2 separate regions of the Homo sapiens genome follow, and region 2 is linked to region 1. Evidence: chromatin loops called from intact Hi-C (ENCODE). Cell type or tissue: dorsolateral prefrontal cortex. All regions are shown on one strand. Links, peaks and the distances in the headings refer to the core of each region. The heading gives the core; the rest is flanking DNA. Region 1 overlaps AOAH (acyloxyacyl hydrolase). Region 2 overlaps AOAH (acyloxyacyl hydrolase).

The links. Hi-C counts contacts between places; a loop is a spot of excess contacts. Peaks named below come from ENCODE experiments on the same cell type or tissue, not always from the same donor. Only the 100,000 strongest peaks of a DNase experiment are listed, where the experiment ranks them.
Region 2: it touches region 1 in a loop (3-fold over the local background); 4 of 110 quality-filtered maps call a loop at or near these places.

The regions. Positions count from the first base shown.
Region 1 is chr7:36,674,162-36,681,585 of GRCh38, reverse strand. The region is part of intron 2 of AOAH (acyloxyacyl hydrolase); the gene reads left to right. Among named protein-coding and RNA genes, the nearest start is that of AOAH, 47 kb to the left of the region's middle. In dorsolateral prefrontal cortex, for the core only: no CTCF peak of the experiment used is centred there; no DNase peak of the experiment used is centred there.
Region 2 is chr7:36,598,291-36,614,659 of GRCh38, reverse strand. All of the region lies in intron 11 of AOAH (acyloxyacyl hydrolase), which reads left to right. AOAH-IT1 (AOAH intronic transcript 1) reads left to right here and starts at 14,540. Exons shown (of 3, transcript NR_046764.1): 1 at 14,540-14,917; 2 at 16,354-16,369. In dorsolateral prefrontal cortex, for the core only: no CTCF peak of the experiment used is centred there; no DNase peak of the experiment used is centred there; H3K4me3 peaks cover 903 bases; H3K27ac peaks cover 441 bases.

The DNA of each region.
Region 1 (7,424 bases), core at 3,021-5,520:
TGATCTGCCCGCCTCGGCCTCCCAAAGTGCTGGGATTACACTCCTTTTTCTTTTGTAGAGATTCAAAGAGATTTCAAAATTCTGCTGCCTCCACCACCATCTTTCCATACTCCTCCCTTGCGAAGGCTTTAATTTGACATCAATGGTCTACTGTATGCGTTGCTCAGCAAGTTTTTTTTTCACGCAACATGATTTTAAGATCTATACATGTTAAGGCATATAGGCCTAGGTCAAGTCTCTTAATTACTCTATACTTCTTTACCATATAAGTTCTATATTTTATTTGTTTATTCCTCTATTGAACATTCACAATTTGTTATAAGCTTTACTTTGTATTTTCACATCTCCGAGTTACAGAAGAAGAAGAAAAATATTATTACTATTTTACAGAAGGAAAACAGTGAAGAACAGTCACAGTTATCATTAAGCTTTGTTTTAACTGGTTGCCTTTCTGTGTGATAGACAGCATTGGCAGGTATAACCTCAAGTTAGATGTTCTCTTTTTTGGCAAAGTTGCGTCGTCCGAAGGTGAACGACCGACTAAAAATCCTATTTCCTAGATTATTCCCTCTTCTTAATATACTAGCAAAATATAAAACAACCCAAAACAAGATTGCTGGTTCAAGGTACCATCTTAGCTTCTTCTGACTTCGAACAGGAAATGTCAGAGCCTGGTAAGATCAAGTGAGAGGCTGAAAGTCAGATTCTGGTGAAGTGGAAACCGGTATCTCACCAAGGGAAACAGGATAAATATTTTGGTTTTCAGTGATGGGTTGCCTTTTCAACTGGAGCAATTTTAAAGGATTAAGAAGGTTATTGGGAGTTATTTTCATTTTATCAATTCTTGTTTTACCTCCAGCTGAAAATAGAACACTCAGTTCAGGTTAAAGGACACCATGGGCAGTATTGCTTCCATTTTATGGATGAGAAAAACAAGACACAGAAACAGAATGGTTATGTCAGTTGTATGGGGTGGCAAAGATAGACGTTCTCCTAGCTAAGGATTTCTCCTGGAAGACATAATAGGCCTGACCCACAGTGCCTACTGGGATCCAATATTGCATTGCCTTCTGTCTGGTAGGCCAGGTGAATGGGGGACAGAAGGATATGAAATTAAGCACATAAACACACAATTATTTTTAAATTATTTTTCAGTGAAGTATTACTTTCACCTCCAAAGCTAAAAAAGTACAAAAAACAAAGTTTTAGCAGGGAAATCGCGTAAGCACCATTCTTGAGAATAATCTCTTAGTAAATCATGTTGCCTTTCCCTGTGCCCTATAAGACAGTTTTTTTCTAATCGTGCAAAGCATTTCTGACCCTCAGTTTCATCCACTGCTTTTGCCTCTGGCTCTCATTAGGAAGCACCTTGGAAGAATCTCGGAATTGTTAATGGAAAATGATTAATGGAATCATTCTCACTAGTCAGGGGTCAACAGAATCATATGCCCTGAGAGTCTTGCTACAAGTTCACTTTCCTGGGTCACCTATGCAGAAATTTTATCTCTGTGGAATATAATTGTTAAAAACTCATGTAGTCTTAAAAGAAAGAAGGCACTTCATGCCTACTCTGGAGGTTCTGAAAGTCTGAATGCATCCCAGAATATGTACTTATAAAATTGTGTGGTTGGCCGGTTGTGGTGGCTCATGCCTGTAATCCCAGCACTTTTAGGAGGCCAAGGCGGGCGGATCACAAGATCAAGAGATCACGACCATCCTGGCCAACGTGGTGAAACCCCATCTCTACTAAAAATACAAAAATTAACTGGGCGTGGTAACATGTGCCTGTAGTCCTAGCTACTCAGGAGGCTGACGCAGAAGAATTGCTTGAACACTGGAGGTGGAGGTTGCAGTGAGCTGAGATTGCACCACTGCACTCCAGCCTAGGGACAGAGCAAGACTCCGTCTCAAAAAAAAATAATTATGTGGTCCCTTGGTGGCACTGTGCTTCAAGTTTGTATATAATAATTATACATATGTAATAATGTATACATATTATACATATAATAATGTATACATATTATACATATAATAATGTATAACAATATCTGCTATACTTGAGGTAGATAAGGCATCAAATAAAATGTCCTAAGCACATTGAAATGTATACTACAAATAACAAGACCTTTTGGAGTATTTTAATCTCAGCTGAACCACTTGCTATGTTGTGATCTTAAGCTCTCTAAGTCTTAATGTTCTTGTCTATAGAATGAGGATAAAAATAATTACCCCCTCAAAAGATTCTTTTTTTTTTGAGGCCTCAATACTTTTTTTTATTTTTATTTTTTATATATATATTTATTGTACTTTAAGTTCTAAGGTACATGTAAACTAGTTCAACCATTGTGGAAGACAGTGTGGTGATTCCTCAGGGATCTAGAACTAGAAAAGATTCTTATGAGAAAGGAAGTGATGGTAAACATGAAGGTAACTTACAAATTGGAATGTCCTATGTTTTATTTACACATACATCTGTATACACCCAATGTATGATAACTACTTAATTGGTCTTATTTTAACTTTATTTTGTCCTTTGGAATAGCCACATTTTCTTTTTTCCTATGCTGTTCCAAGTCTCTTTTAATCTGTAGAAATTAAATACTCTTGTATGATCCTTGTCACAGGCAGAGTTTAACAGTATAATTTTTACTTTAGCTAAGCTACTGTCAATATGTAAATGCCAAATTTTTCTTCAGGTGTATCAGTAACAATCAGGTTACCATCTGATCATGGCTGACTGGGGATAGCTGGCTCTTTCTGGAGATTTTGCATATTTCTGCTTTGTACCCTTACGGATTGCTCTCAGAATTTAGCTCTCAGAGAGCATTTCCTGTCCCATATCAGCCATTGCTCCAGGGGCCTCTCAAGCTAACAATCACAGAAGACTACCGGAAACTATTCAAATGGTTCTGCTCAGGGAGGAAGGAACCTGCAGCCATCCTCTTTGACTTGAGCTAAACAGAATTCTAACGCGCGCGCGCGCGCACACACACACACACACACACACACACACACACACACACACACACACACACTGCTTATCTTACCAGAAAGAAGATGAATTTTCTCTGCCTTTCAGCCAGTATTAGAACTTTATCAAAGAACACCCTAATGTCCATTTTTAAATTGCTCTGCTCTAGGCTAAGCCAGTTCTGCATTAGCAGTACTTTTAACTTTTTTCCAAAGCTCCTTCATTTAATTTGGAATATCTCTTACAAAAGTCCCCAAACTTAGCAGACATTATAGTGATAGAGACCAAATCCTACACCCACATTTTTCAGATGAGGAAATGGAAGTCCAGAAAGGGGAGGCAATTTCTCCAAGGCCAGAAGCCAGTGGGCTGGTACTGAATGAAATGCAGGTCTCTGAGTATACTGTGACATCAGAGCTTCTTGACCCTCTCCACAGTAGCACCCCTAAAAAGGATCCCAAGGGAGAGGGAATCTGTATTTAAACACTTTTATTAAGCTACAATTCACATACTGTACAGTTCACTCATTTAAAGTGTACAATTTAGTGACTTTCAGTACAGTCATAGAGTTGCGTGTTCATCAGTCACCACAATCAATTTTAGAACATTTTCATTACACCAGAAAGAAACTACATGCCTTTTAGCATCCGCCCCCAAACACCCACTCTTTCCAGCCCTAAGAAACCACTAATCTACTTTCTGTGTCTATGACTTTGCCTGTTTTGGGCATTTCATATAAATGGAATCATACAATATCTGGTCTTGTGTGACTGATTTCTTTCCCTTAGCATAGTGTTTTAGAGATTCACTATGTTGTAGCATGTATTATAACTTTATTACTTTTTACGGCTGAATAATATTGCATCGTATAGGTATACCACGTTTGTTGATCTATTAGCTGATAGGTATTTGAGGAGTTTACATTTCTTGGCTATTATGCAAAATGCTGCTATAAATATTTGTGTACACATTTCTGTGTGGACATATGTTTATATATATATATAAACTGGATCACATTGCTGGATCATATATAAACTGGATCATATTGCTGGATCACATAGTAACTCTATGTTAAACAGTCTGAGGAGCTGGTAGGCTGGTTACAAACTGGCTGCACGAGTTTACATTGCCATCAGCATTGTACAAGCTTTTGATTTCTCCACATCCTCACCAACACATATTATTCTCTCTTTTATTATAGCACATTATAGTGGACATGAAGTTGTATCTCATTTTGGCTTTGAATTGCATTTCCTTGGTAGCTAATGATGTTGAGTATCTTTTCATGTGGCTTTTGGACATTGGTATATCTTCTTTGGAAAACTGTCTATTCAGATTCTTTGTACATATTTTAATTGGACTATTTGTCTTTTTATTATTGAGTTGTAATAGTCCTTTATATATTCTAGCACTGTGATAGGTCATTTGATATATGATTGGCAAAAATTTTCTCCCATTCTGTGGGCTGTCTTTTTACTTTCTGTTGGTGTTCTATGAAGTGCAAAACTTATTGTTATTTTAATGAAGTCAAGTTTCTCTGTTTTTTTTTTCTTCTTTTGCTTGTGCTTTTGGTGTCATATCTAAGAAAACGTTGCCTAACCCAAAGTCAGTAAGATTTATGCCAGTGTTTCCTTGTATGAATTTTACGGTTTTCACTCTTACATTTAGGTCTTTGACCCGTTTTGGGTTAATTTTTGTATATAGTGTGAAGTAAGTGTCCAAATTCATTCTTTTGCCTGTGGCTGTCCAGTTGTCCCAGCACCATTTGTTAAATTCCTCCAATGAAATGGTCTTTGCACTTTTGACTAAATGTTAGGGTTTGTTTCTGAACTATTGATTCTATTTCATTGATCCATATGTCTGTCTTTATGTTAATACCATGCTATCTTGATTACAGTAGCTGTCTAGCTTTGAAATTGTTTCCCAATGTCAGTCCTCCAACTTGTTCTTCTCTTTCAATATTGTTTTGGTGTTCTGAGTCGCTTGACTTTTCGTATGAATGTTAGGATCTGCTGCTCAGTTTCTGCAAAGAAGTTAGCTAGGTTTTTGGTAGAGATGGCATTGAATCTGTGGATCAGTTTGGGAAGAATTGCCCTCTTAACAATATTAAGTCTGCCAATTCATGAATATGGAATGTCTTTCCATTTATTTAGGTCTACTTTAACTTCTTTTAACAATGTAGTTTTCAGAGTATATATTTTGCACTTTTTTTGGTTAAGTTTGTTCCTAAGAATTTAGTTCTTTTTGATGCTACTGTAAATGGAATTGTTTTCCTTAATTTCAGTTTTTATTTGCTCACTTCTGCTACATAGAAATACAATTGGTTTTGCATATTGATCTTGTATCCTGCAGCTTTACTGAACTTATTTATTTGTTCTTATAGTTTTTAATAGATTCCTTAGGATTTTCTACATGGAAGATCATATCAGCCACAAGATAGTCTTACATCTTTACTTTCCAATCTGAATGCTTTTTATTTCTTTTTCTTGCCTCATTCTCCTGGCTAGAACTTATAACGTTGAATAAAAGTAGTGACTGCAGATATTCTTATATTTTCCTGATAGTGAGGGGACAGTATTTAATTTTTCACCACTAAATATCATGTAAGTTGTCAGGTTTTTTGTAGATAACCTTTATTAGGTTGAGGACATTCCCTTTTATTCCTAATAAAATCATGAAGCAGTGTTATATTTTGTCAAATATCTTCTGCCTATATTGGATAATCATATGGTTTTTTTTATGTTGTTGATATGGGAGTAATACATTAACTGATTTTCAGATGTTAACCCAATTTTGCATTCCTGGGATAAATCCCACCTGATCATGGTGTATAATTTCTGTATTGCTGGATCTTATTTGCTAGTATTTTGTTGAGGATCTTTGTGGTTATATTCATGAGAGATTTGGGTCTACATTCTTTCGGAGGAAGGTTTCTGGTTTTAGTATCAGGGTAATATTAACCTCATAAATAAGTTAAGAAATGGTCACTCTGCTTCCATTTTTTGGAAGAATTCTTGATAAATTGTTAGTAATTCTTTAACTTTTTTGTAGATTTGCCAATGAATCCTATCTGGTGCAGCTAGCTGGTCTTAGGCTTTCCTTTGTGGGAAGTTTTTAATTACTAATTCAATCTCTTTACTTGTTATATGTTTCTTAAAATTGTCTATTCTTGAGTCCATTTGGGCATTATGTGTCTTTCTAAGAATTTTTTATTTTATCTAAGTTACCTAATTTATTGCCATGCACCTGTTCATAACATTCCATTATAATCCTTTTTATTTCTTTAAGGTCACTCATAATGTGAGGACACAGTTTTAATTGCCTACTTCAAAGGCACAATTTATTTATTTATTTATTTGAGACGGAGTTTCACTCTTGTTGCCCAGGCTGGAGTGCAATGGCACGATCTCGGCTCACTGCAACCTCCACCTCCCGGGTTCAAGCGATTCTCCTGCCCCAGCCTCCCTAGTAACTGGGATTACAAGCACCTGCCACTACACCCAGCTAATTTTTTGTGTTTTTAGGAGAGACGGGGTTTCACTATGTTGGCCAGGCTGGTCTCAAACTCCTGACCGCAGGCGATCTACCCGCCTTGCCCTCCCAAAGTGCTGGGATTACAGGCGTGAGCCGCTGCACCCAGCCGAGCACAGTGTATTTAAAGTCTCGTACTTTTTTGTCTAAAAAGTCATAGAATAGATCTATTTTAATACAAAAATAATATTTCACATTATTTAACATTAAGCAAAATTGAAGTACCAGGGAGCATTCCCATATTTATCTTGTTTCACCACTCCATCATCCAGCAAGGCCCGGGCCCCCCTATGTGAGACACATCATGACAAGATAGATTCTCCTTAATCAGGGTTTTCTAGCTCTTTCCAGGACAGCTGATCTGTCCCTAACTCTGCTAAGATCCTGAGTTGAATTACCAGGGCTCCACAATAGACTCACAAACTGGAGAAACAGGACCAAAGAGCTAACAAGTTTCATTGGGTGGATAGAGGAACTCACAAAACATTCATGTGCTCTCATAGGTCAGGGGAGATTATGTTGTTAGTAGGAGTATTTGTGTGGAGTGTATCTATGTCCTGTGATGAAGGTGGCAGTGCAGGATCACCTGTAACTGTCATCTCCTTTTACCTCTGGGATAACAACAGCAAAAACTAAGGACCCCAAGTGAAGTATTTTCCTTTGAATAAACACCAGAAAAGACCATTTCTAACAGAGCTACATTTCAGATGATTGACTAATGCAAGTCTCATTTCTTTCAACTTCAACAAATGAGGTCATAGCCAACATTCAGGTATTCCCTGTAGAAAAAAAAGAAAGAAAGAATGAACGAAAAGGAAAACCCAGCATTAAACTGTGTTTTTAGAATAAATTGGTTATCTTTAACCTGGACGGTTAGGTGGCATTCACATAAACCTGAGATAGAAGTGATATTTAATGCATA
Region 2 (16,369 bases), core at 5,841-8,340, 70 kb after region 1:
ACAGGCCTCCCCCATTGACACCATTTAATTGCCACTTTGTTGGAGGGTGCAGCAGTCGCAGGGCAAGAAGGAGAAGACAGGCTGGGGAGTGAGTGGCCAGGAACCCATCTTGAGAGGTGGCAGGAGACAGGATCCAGAGTCGACCCCGTTTCCAGTCCCCTCGCTCACACATGCTCAGTTGGCCCACTGGACTTCACTCACATAACAAACACAAATTCAAAAATAAGATTGTTAAGAAGTTCAAGGTGGGGCAGCAGAGCATTAAACCCAGTGCAGGGCCCTTTCTAAGCGAAGGACCTCATGGGACCCACTGGTTGCACACACATAAAGCCCTGCCCGGGTCTGATGCACTGCACAGGGAATAGCAGCTCACAGCCATTACTTCTGGATGGACCTATCAAACAACACAATAAAAAATGTGGGGCAGTGCCACAACAGACTCGTCCCAAGAGCCACCGTGTCCATTAGAGAAGGGGGTGGTGCCCCTGCCCTCGAGAAAGGGACATGGGCACGGTGGGGAAGCCCTGTCATACAGCCACCTATGGATGTGCTTCCCTCTTCCCTCTCCCAGAAAACTGAAACTGATCCAGAGAAATTAACCCGCAGAAATTATCATTTTTTCCTTGACCTCCTCTTCCTAGATTAAATAAATTGAACATGAACTCAAACAGTCTCTGGTTGAACCTCTCCCAAGCCCCCACACTGGGCAAGCATAGCTCTCCCTCTGTAAAGATGAGCAAGTGGGGAAACACATCCGGATACATATGAAAACTGCTCAAGAATACAAATGAAGAGCGCTGTTTTGAAAAACGCTTATGGGAAGAAAGAGAGTGACATTTTGCAAAATGTTAACTTCAGGTTCTCAACAATAATTGAGAGGAAATTGCACACATGAAAAAGAAGAACTCAGAAATCAGGGAAGACTGCCTTAAGGTGAAACAACTACCTGATCTAAAAATACAGTGGCAATACTGACTTGCAAGTTGGATGGTGCAGAAAACAGGAGAGCAAAGTGGTCAGGCAGCTGGGGAAATTCTGGAACTCAGGAGAAAGGCTAGTTGTGAAAATCAAGAGGGAAGAGAGGAGAGAGGCATGCAGGAAAGGTCCTGGCAATTGAATAGAAACTGCAGAAAAAGAAAAGACATCAGGCAGAGAGGAAGCTGTGGCTAAATAAGTAATACAAGATAATTTTCTTGAGTTGGGGAAATCCGTCTTCAGCCCACAACCCCCACTACGTGCCAGGCCAGGGTATAAAATAGACTCTCTGTGTTTCCTGCTTTTCCTTATTTATTCCAAGGATAAAGAAAAATCTTGGAATCATCCTGCCCAACAAACCAACAACGAGGGAAGATACTAGGAGGGAAAATCCATCTGGCATCAGACTTATCACTAAACACTAAATTTCAGGAAAAAGCGGAACAGCCTCTCTACAGAATTTTAAGAAGGAAAAATTGTGTTGAAAGTGCTGTATGGCAAGCTATTGTTCTCACATGAGGACTACAGAAGCTTATTCTCAGTCATTCAAAGAGTCAGAAAATATACCAGACATATGCCTTCCCAGAAAAAAAATTATTTTAAGAAATACTCCAGTCTCTCTAAGCATAATATTGTAAAAGGAAGCACACAAAAAAAACTAGATATAATTACATACAATTTTCAAATGTGTACAATGTCAAAAAAATTCACAAAATTAAAAGAGAAATGTAAAAGTAGAACAATACTTACAAAATATAAGGCAAGATTTAAATCCTCTAATTAACAGAGTTTCTACGTAGCAATAAGAAAAAAATCTAATTTTTAATGATGAAGAACATAACCAGTAAATATAAAAGTTTCATTTTCAGCAGTAAGAAACAAATTAAGATAACAATGCAATTCATTTATCGTTGTCAAACAAACAAAGGTTAAAAGTGATAAAGACCCAGTTTTAGCAAAAATATGGTGAAATAGGCATGTTAATTCACCAACAAGAGATGAAGTTACTAGAACTTCTCTGAAAGGCAATCTGGCAACATGTATAAGGCAACATTAAAATATTTGTGATTTTTAACTAAAAATTTCACATCTGCAAATTTCACATCTGTAATTTCACATCTGCAAATTTGCCTTTTAAAATGATCAATTATCTGCTCAAGAATATATGTACAGGAATATTCATCACAGAGGTATTTATTTATAAGAGCAAAAATGAGGAAAGAAACTAAAAATCAAAAAATAGGGGATGTAAAAATATACTATATTTGTACAATGAAATTTTGTGCAACCAGTTAATACACATATTAATAGACATATTTATGGGCAAGAAATATGTTTATGATAATCGGTTAAGCAACAAAAGCAGGTTACAAAATAGTATGTATGAGCCAATTTTGTGAATATATGTGTGTCTGTGTGCAAACAAAAAAATAATTGGAAAGTTGTAGGTCAGCATGTTACCTACCACTGGCTATCTTTGGATGGTAGAATTATAGGTAACTTTTTTTTTCTCACTTTTCTTCACTGAATTTGTATTATGTGTGTACCAAATATTGTGGCTCAAGATCTTGGAGATTTGTTTGTTCTATTTGTTTTAAGCAAATAGCTAAGGAAACCAGTTAAGGAAAACCAATGCATTTTTTAATTCAATCTTTGCAAAAGCCCTCTAAGGTAAGTGTTATTACAACACTGCCTCACTTTACAGATTCTCAGAGAGGTTGTGTGGACTGCCCAAGGTCATACAACTAACAGGTGGTGGAATGACTGCCTGTCAGCGTAATCCTGAACAAGCCGCTTAACCAGAGACTCTGTAAATGATGATAGTAACAGTGTCAGGAAGGGCCGTGTGCTTCAATGAGCTAAGGTCTATGAAAATGTTGCGGACCAGTATGTTGAATTCCAACCAGACAAAGTAGACTGACACACGGCTCTGGCAGTGCAGTGGTGATCGTTAATGAGGTTGCCTGAAATCCTTGTACTTGTCCTCCCTGTTCCTGCTTCTGGCCTCAGAGGCTGAGGAAAGGAGTGTCTTCGTAACCTGGGGCCCACACTTTCTCCAGGAGGACAGTGGCTCACTCTGCAGTGTGCTAATTCTCCAGGAAAAAGAGGGGCCCACCCAGTAGACATTTTAAGAAAATCACTCCAGCAAGCCCAGCAGCCGGCCCCATCCTAGAGACTTAACAAGTAAAATTTAGATTGTAATCGTTTTCATCTGCTGTTTGCAGCAATGAATTGATTCAAGTGCTGTCGAACAGCATTTGTTGGTATTGGTTTGGGTTACTCCCCACTCCTACGTTTTGGCAGTAAATTGTTTTGAGAAATGCCTGTGAGAATGGGCTGATGAGAAACCCAAATCAGGCATAACAGTTCATTGGAATTCACGAGTCTTATCAAGATGGTAATAACACTACGGGTAGGAGGAACAACACTACAGTTTCAGCATCATTTTGTCACCTGTTTTAAGCCTCTAGTGTTCCGGGGTTATTAAAATCTCTCTAGATTAACATTCCTCTCCAAGCTAAAAATTGGCCCAGCCACTCTCAGCCTGGCCACTTGGTAAGAATAGGAGACGGGACAAGAATAAGAGATCCATTTTGCTCAGGATGTTGATACTGAAAATGAAGCTTTATCACCAAGTTATTGTCAAAATAATAACCACCAACCACTCCAAATCTCCAGTGACTTAAAACAACCATCATTTCTTCTCACCCGTGCGTCCGGGGTGGTCTGGGATCAGCTGTTTTCAATTGAGCTATGTTGGTCTTGGCGCCAAGCTTCAGGCTGGGCCCAGGTGTGTGCCATGTGTCTCTCATTTTTCTTGGCTGGGCAATCTATCCAGAGCGTCTTCTTGTCATGGTGATGTCAAAGCGCAACAAGGCAATCTGTGCCCTGTCCACCATCAACCCAACAGCCAAAGCCAGTCATGTGACCACAATCAAGATATTGGGGAAGGAGGCATGACTGCCCAGAGTGGGAGAAGGAAGAGAGTGCATACGCTTTATTGTTTTTATCTAATTATATATGTTAAATATATGATTGAGAAAATGTGAAAATAAAGAAATTATTTGGAAATTATTAAAATTCCTCCTTAATACTACCACCCAGAGAGAGTCACCTTAACATTTTGGAGTATCAGGCTTGTTTTGAAATATTCTTTAATATTCTTTTTTTTTAAAAAAAAAAAAAAGTTATAAAGCCAATGATAGAGCTAATTTTAAGAAGTAAAAAATAACCCCACCATCTTAAATTTTTCACAGTATTTTTGCACTCTTTCCAGCACTCCCCCTTGTATGCATATATGTATATTATATATACACACGTCATGCTGTTACAAGAAGAGCAAGTTTGCAATTGGCAGTTCTTTTATTCAATTCATAAGTATTTTCCTCATTACGACTTTGTTTTTATACTCATTATATTTATTGCTGCTCTGTAATGACCTTTTCAGGGGCCATGCAATAATCTACTAAACCACCCACCTACAGCAGGATGTTAAACCGATTCTTTTTTTTTTTTTTTTTTTTTGCTATTATGGAGCATTCTCCTTAAAAAAAAAAAGAAAAAAGAAAAAAAGAAAAAAACCTTCCAATTTTTAAAAACTATTATCTACAGAATCTCTTCATTTGTGCAAGGAGTCAGCCTAGGTAAGAATACCAGGCTTAGCCAATAGCCATGAGGTGTGTTGAGCTCAGACACCTCGTGTTTCCATTGTCTGGTTTTTCGTGCTTGTGGCAAGTGTAAACAAAATGTCAGTTCTAACTTAGGCAAAAATTCTAGAGTCACATCTCTGCAGGCCCAGCAGCACAGCACTGTTCATGCAACAATTAATTCAACAAATGCTAGCCAGGTCTACTATGTGCCAAGCCCTGTGATCGGATGACAATGGGGAAAAGGATGGAAAGATCCCTGGTGCCCATAGAGCTTAAAACCCCATGGGGCAATGCGGACGAAGAAGTAGCAGTTCTAGAGCCATTAGTGCTGTAATGTGCACACGCTCCCCCGCAAACTGGAGGAAAGGCTGCCTGAAGGGAGAGACACTGTGTTCAAAGCAGGGGAACAGAGCTGGAGGTAGTCAGGTCCCAGTCAACCTAGGAAGGCGTGCCCTAGCAGAGGAAAGAGTACGTGCAAAGGCTTGAAAGCAAGAGGGTCCAGCCTTCTGAGGAGGAGCTCAGTGCAGCTGAACTAAAGCTCATCCAGCACCAGGTGGGACAGTGAGACAAGAGCCTAGAGAGGTGCATGGGAGGCAGATCTCAAAGGGCTGGAGTTTATCCTGAAGGCAAGCAGGAGCCATTGAAGGGTTTTAAACTGAGAAAGGGGCAGATTTGAATTCTAGAACATTTACTCTGATTTCAGTGGGCAGGATGAATTTATTTGGTTTAGGGGGAGAGCGGGGATCAGGCAGCAAGACCAGCTAGGAAAATTCTAGTTGTAATTCCAGTAAAAGTGTGCTAAGCTAGAAAAGTACAGTGGGGAAGAAACAAGATGAACAAACTCAGAAGTCTGGAATCAAGAGTGGACGATGCACCCTTCCCATCCCGTATACTTTATGAGGGTTCCTCAAGATGCCACCCTACCCCAGCCAGATGACTCACCGGGTTGGGGTTGACCTTGGGCTGTCCCCCAGCATCCTTCCTCTGGGGGAGACTGCCTAGAGCTCATTGCCAATTGCAGGTCTTCCCACAGGGTCTCAGCCAGCCTTTGGAGACTACTAAAGAGCCATCCCTGTTAGGAAACTTCTGGTGCTTTTTGTCTCTTTGTACCAGACCCCCCCCCCTCCCCGCCGCAACAGCTCCTAATATTAATAGTTATGGTGAGCATATAATTTATTGTCCAAACTGGACACTTTGAGAGAAGAGGGATTGCTCCCATAATTATGCCATGACAACAGGCATTAACCTGGACTGGCTCAGACAAGTCTGGATGTCTGGCCACCCTACTGATAGCCACATGCCAAGCTCACTCCACAGTCATGACAGTGCCCAGTGGAGAATCTCAAGCCCCTAACTTACATGTAGAATAGTCTCGGACATTGACTCAAACAGACCAGTGTTCAAATCCTGGCTGAGCCACCTACACTCACTTCTTTACTCTGAGCTTTAGTTTCCTCATCTAAAAAGTATAAATAATGATGGCTACCTTGTCAGAAATCGGGAATCATTTTTATAAATGTTAAAAATTGGACTATTTATTTCTATCTACATTTTAGCTAAGGCCTGAGACAATGTGGACAAATTATTCCCACCTTCCCACCACCAATATTTCTTCCAAGTGAAAGATGAGACCATGTCCACAGAGCCTGCAAAGGAAGGGAGTGAAGCCAATTCTGCAACCTGTCACTTATCTCCAGAATCAAAGGTCCAGAAGAGTTGAGGCTGGGAATGGCCAGTGTCAGAGGGACAGTGGGGCTCAGCTTTCCCTGTCGGGGAAGGTAAGTGTGCTTCCCCCTCACTGTAAAGACGCCACTAAGATAACTGGATAGGGGTCTGCAGAGACTGAGCCCAAGAGGACTGGTGTTGGACACCCCCATGGGGAATGTAAGAGCAGTGACCGAGGCAGCAGGACAGAAAGAGCGTGGGCCCTGGACAAGGACATGAGCCCCAGGAAGGGAGAGCCAGCCTGGGCCACTGGACATCCTGCAGAGGATGGCCTGCAGGGGCAAGGTGACTTCACAGGGCTTAACCTCCAGCTGAGCAGGGCTGAAGCAGCAAACTTAAGTGACTAGTGGAGTGCAGAGAATGCACACACTCCACCATGGCAAGTTCAGTCACCTGTTCCCCACAGTGCCTCTCAAGAGCCCCACAACAGCCCTCATTATAGAAAGTCAGCTTTGGATATCTGCCCGGCTAGAGGCAATCACACCCGACTGTACCTCTTCTCCCTCCACCGCAAGTCTCAGCCAGCAAGAGGAAGGAAAAGCTGGCCAAGTAGACAAAGAAAGTGGACCACATTCCCATCCCTGGGTGCAGATAATCAGCCTCAAGCCCAGGATGGACAGGGAGCAAGAAGTTTTACTTAAAATTGTGAAGACTGAACATTTTTCTTTTCTGAAATGGAATTGAATATAACCGGAAGAGTGTATGTTTCTGAGAATGAGCATGTGCATAATTGGGCTGGTCTGGATTTTCTTCCAGGGCAAGGGATGAATTAGCACCACAGATGAGTGTGCAGTGGGAAAAAGGAAGGAGTTGTCTCATTGCACCCTATGAGTACTGCCTGCCTCATGTGCCAGTTAAAGACCTCAAACACCAGCAGGAGTCTCCCTTGGGGTCTGATGGTAGGAATGCATTTACAAATCAAGACCCTTCAGGAAGCCCAGACATGTTTCGTTCCATTCCTTTGCTGCACCAAGGACCTGATCGTATTGTCTGGCAAGCACAGTAAATGCTGTAGAAAAACAAGTGGGCATTGTTTCATAATGGGCCCTTCTGCCTTCTATGAGGCTAGTTGATACTTCTTTGCCTTTGTCTCCCTATAAGGCAGAAAACACATCTGTGCGTACATGACCCCATCCCAGCTGTATTCGCTGAAAAGGAATCCACTGTCAGGCATTCTCCCTGCAGCAGCCCCTCTCCTCTCCTGCTCTTGCCATCCTCTGCTTAAGTAGTGGGGCACCCGGGAGTCCTGTTTACAGCTAATTAGATTAGGAGTGTATTCATCTGGAAAGATATTTGTAGTTCAATAAAGAGAGTATGAAGACTCTCTCTCATGGTTCCAGAGACACAAAGGGTTCTGAGTCTCATTCCGACCTGTCTGCTCCCTTTCTTCTTAAACAACCTGAGCTTCTCTCCGAAATATCTAAACCTCAGTAGTTAGGTTCAAATCGACCTTCTCACGCCACAAGAAAGACCTCAACTTAGAAAGATGTCAAAGGAAGATGAAGAGCAAATCCAAAAACACTTTCATGCTGGTTTTGTTTTTTTTCTTCTTTTCTTTCAAGGGAAAAAACAATCTCTGCTTGAGTTGTTTGTTGAAAAAGAAGAGGAGGTGGAAAGATCATTGAGGCCAGCAAGGGATGCTGCCCTCCTGCTTCTTCCCCCATCTGTTCAAAAATTATTTCCAACATATTAAATGCTGCATTTCACTGAATCAGAATTGCATGACAGGTTGGGGGAGGGGGTGAGGAGAGAGAAGCAATTCTGAAATACAATTTCCCAAATGTTTATTTTGCTAGCTAAGGCTGTTGCCTATCCCATTATAAAATCTTTGCACGACCCCTGGCAGGCTGTTGTCTGTAGGGTAAGTAGGCGCAGATTGAATTTCGTGCTGTGTCAAGGACAAAATGAATCCTTAATCTAGCTGCTGAAAATGCATATTCACTAGAGAGCAAAGCGGCTCCCATCTCTCAAGCTTATATGCACTTCATTTCTCCCTTTGAGATGATTTTGTATATCAGATTTGGCTACTCTTTATTAACCCACAAACAGCACAGGCAGTATCGAAGCTGTCACCCTACGCTCACTCACCCGCCCTGCTTCCCGCTGTCTGGATTTATCACTGCACATAAAGCCTCCCTTAAGCACAGAGGAAGATTTTCATGATGCATACAAAATATGGGAATTCTATCTGAGTTACCTTCATGTCGACTCCAGAAATATCTAAGCATTATAGTGCTTTCTTATTATATTTTAAGATGAAGAAAAGCTATTGTTTAGTAAAACTGGACAAAATCACATCTTCTGCTCCTCAGCCATCTTGCAGGCTAGCGGATTAAAGATGCTAGGTGATGAGGAGAGAAACCTCAATCCTAGTTACTTCTCACTGATTCTGTCAGAAAAAGAGAGTTGTGTTCACCGTGGTGAATTCTGCTCTCCAGCAGCAGTGAGGCCACAAGAGACAGAATGTTCTTCCGTTTCCTTTCCCTGTTCATGAACAGGCCAGACAGGCCGTTCTTGAATTCTGATCAACTCGATGCCCTTCTCTCCCTACTCAAGGTGAGAATCTGCGTCTCTCACCTGCCAGCCATGTAGGGTGCACTCCCAGGCTCATGGGAACATCCATCATCTTGGCCCTGCTGCCTACTGAGAGAAGTAAAAAGCCAAACACCAGTTGTTATGAAAACTACAAGAGGAAATTATTTTAAACTCCATACTTCTGAAAAGCATTTATAATTACTCAGCCCACATACCTGCTCTGCCAGAACATGAAATAAAGACTTCTGTATCAGGAGGCAGTGTGAGTCAGTCAATGCCTGTGCTATCCAGCCTGCTGCTGCAACTAGAGGACAATCTCTTGTCCCCTGGTTAATTATGTCTGTCACCTGCTTCACTCTCCCCCACATTCCTTAGCCATCAAATGGAGCTCATGAAATTACTCATCACAGGGGAAACGCCTAGAATCTCAAGTTCATTGGCATGTGGAAAGAGAAAATTCCATCATTTAAAAATAATGTTAGGTGGTTGGAATTAATTGTCATACACTGTTCATTCATTGTTTTTTCAACTAATTCCTTCCATGCAATTCCTTAGGAGGAGTGGGAGTAGGCAGAGATTATCCAGCCCAGCTCTAGTCAAACGTCTAGGAGGCAAGACTGGCTTCTATATGATTTCCTAGGGAAATCATACAGAATTTCCACTCAAGGAAATGGTTGGGAGTTAGGGCACAGTGATGAGCTAAACCACTAAATTAGGTCATTAGTGATGACCTAATTCCTGCAGGAATATAAGGAAGAGCATGCATGAAGTACAAAGTCCAAAGATTCCAGAGGCAGAAATTGAGGATAGCATCACTAAGCCTGACCGCTAAAGAGCTCAAAGGAAAGCGGAGCAGAAAGCAGCAAAGAGGTCATGGTCTCATGTTGGTAACATATATTTCAGAGCCAACAAGAATGAGTGGATGCATCAGCTCTTCTTAACAGAGCAGGATATGGGCTCAGCTGTGGTCACAGAGTCCCAAATTTGGTGACTTAAGATGGAAGTGTTTCCCTTTTATGTAGTAATCCAGAGGGAAGCAGTCCAGGGCTGGGGGAAAGTTAGGTCATTCTCAACATGCAGCTTCCATCCTGGGGTCTGAGGTAGCTGCCCGTAATCCTGCCACCTGTCACCTGGAGGGAAGAAAAAAGACCAAGTGAAGGCACACATATCCCTTGGGAGAAGTTGGCACGATGGTGGCAAATATCACTTCTTTCTCACACCCCATTGTCCAGAGCTTAGTCATATGGCCATACCAGGCTGCAACAGAGACTAAGAAGTGCAGTCCCTGGCTGGGCAGCCCTATGCCCAACTATCACTGTTCTATTATTAAAGACAGAGAAATAGATAAAGGTGGATAACTGGGGCTCTGGAGGTGAAAAGCACCGGCTCAGCCTCAAAAAATGTAAAGTCTAGCTGGGAAGATAAACAAATAAGCTCACGATAATTAATAATAATAATAGAAAGCAAATATTACCATGTGCTTACCAAACACCAAGTATCCTATTTAACATTATCTTATTTAATACTTGCAATGGTCTGAATGTTGGTGTCCCCCCAAAATTCATATGTTGGAACTAATACCCACTGTTAATATGAAGAGGTGGGGCCGATGAGAAGGGATTAAGTCATCAGGGCTCCATCCTCATGGCTGGGATTGGTACTCTTATAAAAGAGCTCCCTTGCCCCCATGTGAGAATCCAGCAACAAGGCACCATTTACGAAGCAGAGGCCTTCACCAGACCCAAATTTGCCAGCACCTTGATCTTGAACTTCCCAGTCTCCATGAACAGTGAACAATAAATTTCTGTTGTTTATAAATTACACTATAAGGTATCTTGCTATAGCAGAATATAGACAGAGAAAATATAGCAGAATATGGACTATAGCAGGAAATGGACTAAGACAATACTGAAATGACTCTGCTATTATATGTATTTTATAGATAAAGAAACTGAGACTTAGCAAGTTTAGCTAACTGACAAAAGGTTAAACATGGAGCCCAGATACAAACTAAGTCTGTTGGATCCTAGAGTAGAGGTCAGAAAACTATGGCCCTTGGGTCAGACACTGCCCTCCCTGCTTTTGTAAACTAAGTTTCATTGGAACACAGCGATGCCCGTTCACTTACATATTGTCTATGACAACAGCAGAACTGAGCAGTCACAACAGAGACCAAACGGCCTGCAAACCTGAAATATTTACTGTCTATTCCTTTACAGAAAAAGTTTGCCAGCCTCTGCCCTAGTGCTAGAGGGTTAGGTGCAGTCAGCTAGGCATGCACAAGCTACCATGAGACCTAGAAGAGGACACCTAAGAGAGAAAGGCCGGGGCAGGCGAGGAAGGCTCTGAGAGGAAGTCCAGATGTAACCAACCCTTGTCTGTTGATTAGCAACTGAGCAGTCAAGACAGTGGAGCTGGAGGAAGAGCTTGTGGTGAGACCTGGAGGTCTGCGGGGATAGGGGTAGGTTCAGGGGACCCAGATTGTTGACGGGGGTGGGAGAGGAGGGCTGTCAGGAGAGGTTGGGGACATGGAGGTTCCTTGTGGTGGAGGATGACATTGAATAGCTACAGTAGCCTGCAGATTAGGGTTTCCCTACATGGCCAGTCATTGCAGTCAGGTAGGGCACTTATTCAAAATGAGATACTAGGGCCCCACCACAAACCTACCCAATCAGGATCTGTACTTTAAAGAAGCTCCCTGTGAGATTCTGGGAAACACTACTGAAGATGTAGGAAGAGAGTGAGGAAGCAGGGCCCCTGGCCAGAGGTTGCTGCAGTCACCCAGGGCCAGCAGATGTGTATGCCCAGAGGGGTGGAATGGCAAGGTTTTGGGACAGCCTCTTGGTATAAAGTGAAAGAGCGGAGAGAAAGAAAATGAGATCATCATTTATGATCACGGTCATGGGGAACAAGAGCCCAGGTCAGTCCTGGTGAGCAGGTGGCCCCAGTGAGGTCTTCTCCACTTTCCCCTCTGTAACTTGACCTTGGACTTCTTCTGGTATCAAATTCCAGTTATTACCCCCAAAAAAGAAAAACTACCCACATCCCAGACAAATTGCAGTCTGGCTGTTGTAGAAATGACTAAACTTTTACAGAATCAAAGGTATCAGAAGAGTCAGCTTTGAGGACGTGTACCTCTTCGTGCTCATTTCAGGCCCTTGGAGGAATTTTTTTTTTTCTGTTTGTGGAAGAATTTGTTTCAATGGCCTTAGAAAAGAATTGATTTGTGGTTATCTCTGCATATGAGGAGGATATTTTATACTCTTGTTTTCTTGCTTTTATGTATCTAAAAAAAAGTTCAATCACCCTAGGGGATGAAAAAAAAAAAAAACAATGGAAGGAAGGGAATTCAGTAGAAAGAGTTTAACTGTACAATGCGTTCTCATTTGGTATGCGGCAGTGAGAGAAATGCATCCCTCGACTCATTCATTGAATAAATAAATCATAGGGTTAGAGCTTAAGTAATAAATAATAGAAAAGGAAAAGAAAGAAACTAAGAGGAGCTGACAAGGTAAAAATAAATAAATAAAAAGAGCTGCATTCAAGCAAAATGATGAAACATGGAGTGTTATTTGCCATTTTGTCCTCTTTGTATTTACTTGTCATATTTTGCTAGAATTTTTTATTTGATTGTTTATTCACTGCCCCCATAAGCTTTTGTACTGGCAGAGGGTCAAAGAGGAAAGGCTCTACTTTTTCCCTGAAAGTGACTTATTTCGCTGAAGTTGAATGTGCATCGAATAAGCATCGTACCAGGTGCTGAGTAGTTATTGCTACTGATCTGCTGGTGTGTAGTACATTTTAAGTCACTAAATTTGGGGATTACCTGTTACATGAAAATGTGTAACTGTAATACTTGGTGTTTGTTGGTCTCCTTTGGATATGATATGATGAATTTAGCCCTGAGGTTTTGCATGCGGTGTTAGCAATACTGGAACTATTTCCCCCTGGCCCCTCTGTGCTTGGTTCTCTCTTCCTAGCCTTCCAGGACTCACACGTTAGATAAGACTTCCTTCAAGACTCCTTTCTTGAAAGCCCCACATGTGGGGCAGATGTCCCTTCTATGTGCTGACACAGTACTCTGGACTGCCCTTAATGCTACTAACATTTATTGAGCTCTTACAAGTCTAAACGTCATGCATAGATTATCTTTTTTAATTCTCTCAACCACCCAATGAGATAGGTACTATTATTAAGCTATTTTTATTGGTAATGAAACTGAAGCACAGAAGGATTAAGGAAAGACTTCCAGGTTACCCAGATGGGAAGTGTTTATTGTCTGTGCTCCTCTAGACGGTGAGTCCCATGAAGAAGGAGCCCACAGCTGCCTGGTATGGAGTCCAACAGAGTGCCCAGCACAGTCTGGTGCCTGATGTTTCTCTCTCTCTCCCTCCCCTTCCCCCCTCTCCCTCCCTCTTTTCCTCTGTGTGCCTCTGTGTGTATAATGAATCATAGGGCCACAGGGACTTTCCCTCAATATGAGACTCATCTCACACACGGGAGATTATAAGGTTTACAAATCAAATGCACAGAGTTAAATTACTTTCTTGAAGTTGTCTATATTAAAGCCTTAGTTTATGAGAACTGTGCTACCTAATCTAGTTAAGCCTGAGATGACAGAGGCAGAAACCAGATGATATATCCTCTCTCTATTCTCCCAGAACTTCCTCTGCCAGACCCCACTGGAAGGCAGACCTCCAGAGCAGTGGTGTGCGCCATCTCCCGGGGGCCTTTCCCCTGGGTATGTCAGGCCAGACAGGCCCTGGGTGCAGAAGAGTAGGGTGTGTGGGGGTTTCTGTGTAGGGTCACATATGGTTTCAGTATTTTTCCCCAAAATATTCATTCTGCACTCTTCATAAATTAGACACGGTCTCCATACAAGAGAAAGAGAGAAGGAAAAGATGGCGGCAGCTCTCAAATCATCTGTGGACTTCAGAACTTTTCACCCAAAGCAGTATCTGGGAGACTGCCCCCTAAACAGGCAACCAGGAAGCCTCACGTTCAAGGACTATCTAGCCCAGCTTGGCCCATTTTGTGATTTTATGGGATTTGGCAGCTTGGGGGCAAAGCAAGGACCAGATACAAGTGGGCTATGGGAAGCTGAGGATGGTGCTGACCCGGCCTGCTCTACACCTCTCCCTTTCTTGTTCCACCAGAACCTGGGCTCAAATCCCAGCCCTACTATTTACCAGATCTATGACCTTGGCAAGTCATCCCAAGCAGTGGTGTGCGCCGTCTCCCGGGGGCCTTTCCCCGGGATATGTCAGGCCAGACATATCTGAGTTCAGACCAGAGCAGTCCTGGGCCCTGCGCTGCCTTGCATAAGGGATTCTTTCAACAACAGAAAACACAGAAGTCCTCCAGGGGCCTGAATCAACAAGGGAAGGTGCTCATCATAAGAGGGGCCCTCCCAGAGCCTCTCACTGGGTTAAGGGTTGGTCATTTAATTTGCTGCTGTTTGTCTGAGGTGTGAATACTTGTTCTTTATTAGAGGGAATATCCAATCTGATACATGGTAGTTGCTCTAAAGTGTTTGTAGAAGGGAGAGAGGGAGGAGAGGAGGGAGGAAGGCTGCCTCACAGAGTTGTGTAATTGAATTGAACAATTTGTGCAAGTTTTTCCTGTCTCAGTGCCTGGCACATAAGGGGAACCCCGCATTAGTTCTCTTCCCCACTCTCGCTTAATGCAAGTTATCTGGGAAACAGCACATCCAAGCATCATGAGTAGGTTAGACATTTATTTGTAGGACAGATTCATGCAGCAGAGGCTACAGAAATGGGAGTCTGGCAGGAAAGTGTGTGTGAAAGCCAAGGAAGGCTCTGAAAGTTGCATAATGTGGTGCTCCCACAAGAAAGGCACTAAGGTAATGGGAGCGGTGGGGACCTGAGCAGATGGGAGGCAGTGTGGTGGCACGGTGGGACTGAGAGGCAGAAAGCAGGAGGAACCCTGCTTACCTTCTGCAAGCGCCACTGCAGGACAGACGGAGGAGGAGCCAACTAGCGGAACTGGGAGACCCATGGTTCCAACGCTAAGCAGGTAGCCCTTGTCTTTGATTCCCGGGCCTTGAAACTCTCCAGCGTTATTAAAAATACCAACCCAAGAGCTATTTTCTTTTTTTGGTAAAGTAACAATCCCCCATCTGCTTTGAGACTTTAATTCTGGGGAATGGATAAAACAATGCTTATTTAACTGGTGATGACATTTTTTATCTTTTTCCAACAGCAGTTACTTAGATTCCTCCAAGTGACTTTGTACTGTTTGAAAATAATCCATTCAGGTCTAATGCAGGTACATGTAATAGAAAAGGGAATATACTGTGTAGATTGTCCACAGCAGTGCAGGATGGAGAGAGCCCAAATGTAAACAGTGAAGGAAAGGCACTGAGGATACTCCCTGCTTTGCTGGAAGACTGGCAGAATCAGATGAATGAGGGATTGGTGTCATTACTCTCTTTCTCCCACACAACAAAGCTTTAAGAACATCAATTGCTTGCTGACATTAGGGCTTAAAATATTACCAAATTCGAATTATTGTATTTACTAAATATCCATCAAAAATGGGAACCAGTGGGCTTTCTCGATGCATGGAAATACACACACACATACCCACACACAGGGAAACGTTAAATGAAACTATTACACAAAATAGTAAACATGTGCCAACTATGCTGTAAAAATAAATATCTATCATTGATAAAGGTCAGAAGAAATTTTGAAGCAATGCGGTAGTGATCTAACACTCACTAGGTTGCTCACGCTCTTTAAGTTTGGAAAATTTTTCTTGGTAAATATTCAGTCTTTTTCACATATGTACATTTAAGGTACATTTAAAACGAGTTTCCTAAGAACATAAATGCTCAAGAGGAATAAGCAGGAGTTGATGAGGAAAATCTTAATTTGCATTCCTCCTGCCTCAAATGCCTGAAGTATCTTGGATATAATGTTGCGTGAATAAGGCTTTTAGTGTTTAATGTGATAGGACTTAAACATTCTCTTTTTGCTAGGGTCTATAAAACATTTGCTATTAATAGCCACTACTTTTCATTTTTATCTACCAAATTTACTAAGGAAAAAAAATATGCCAAGGCTTCTATTAGTGTGCTCAAACCTTTTCTATTATCTGGCAAATAAATGTCACTCCTCTTAAACCTGGGACAGTTCACTTGGAAAGGGACACTAGGTGGTCTGCCCTAAACATGATGCTTCACATAGTAGGGCTCTGACTTGTCAACCTGCTTCTGACTGTGTCTTTTGGTCTTCCTCACAGTTTTGCTGAAGTAAATAAGGTGATATTTCTATAGTCATTGGAGATACTGAAACTGAAATACATCTTCCCCAAGTTTGCACACTAATAACAGTAAAGCCTTGGCTTAACACCAGAAGTGAAGTCTAAAACATTCAACCAGGAAAGCACAGGTTTGCTATATTTTGAAGTTCATCGAGTGACCTGGTCTGCCTGGGCCTTCCAGGGCTCCCGCTGAGGAA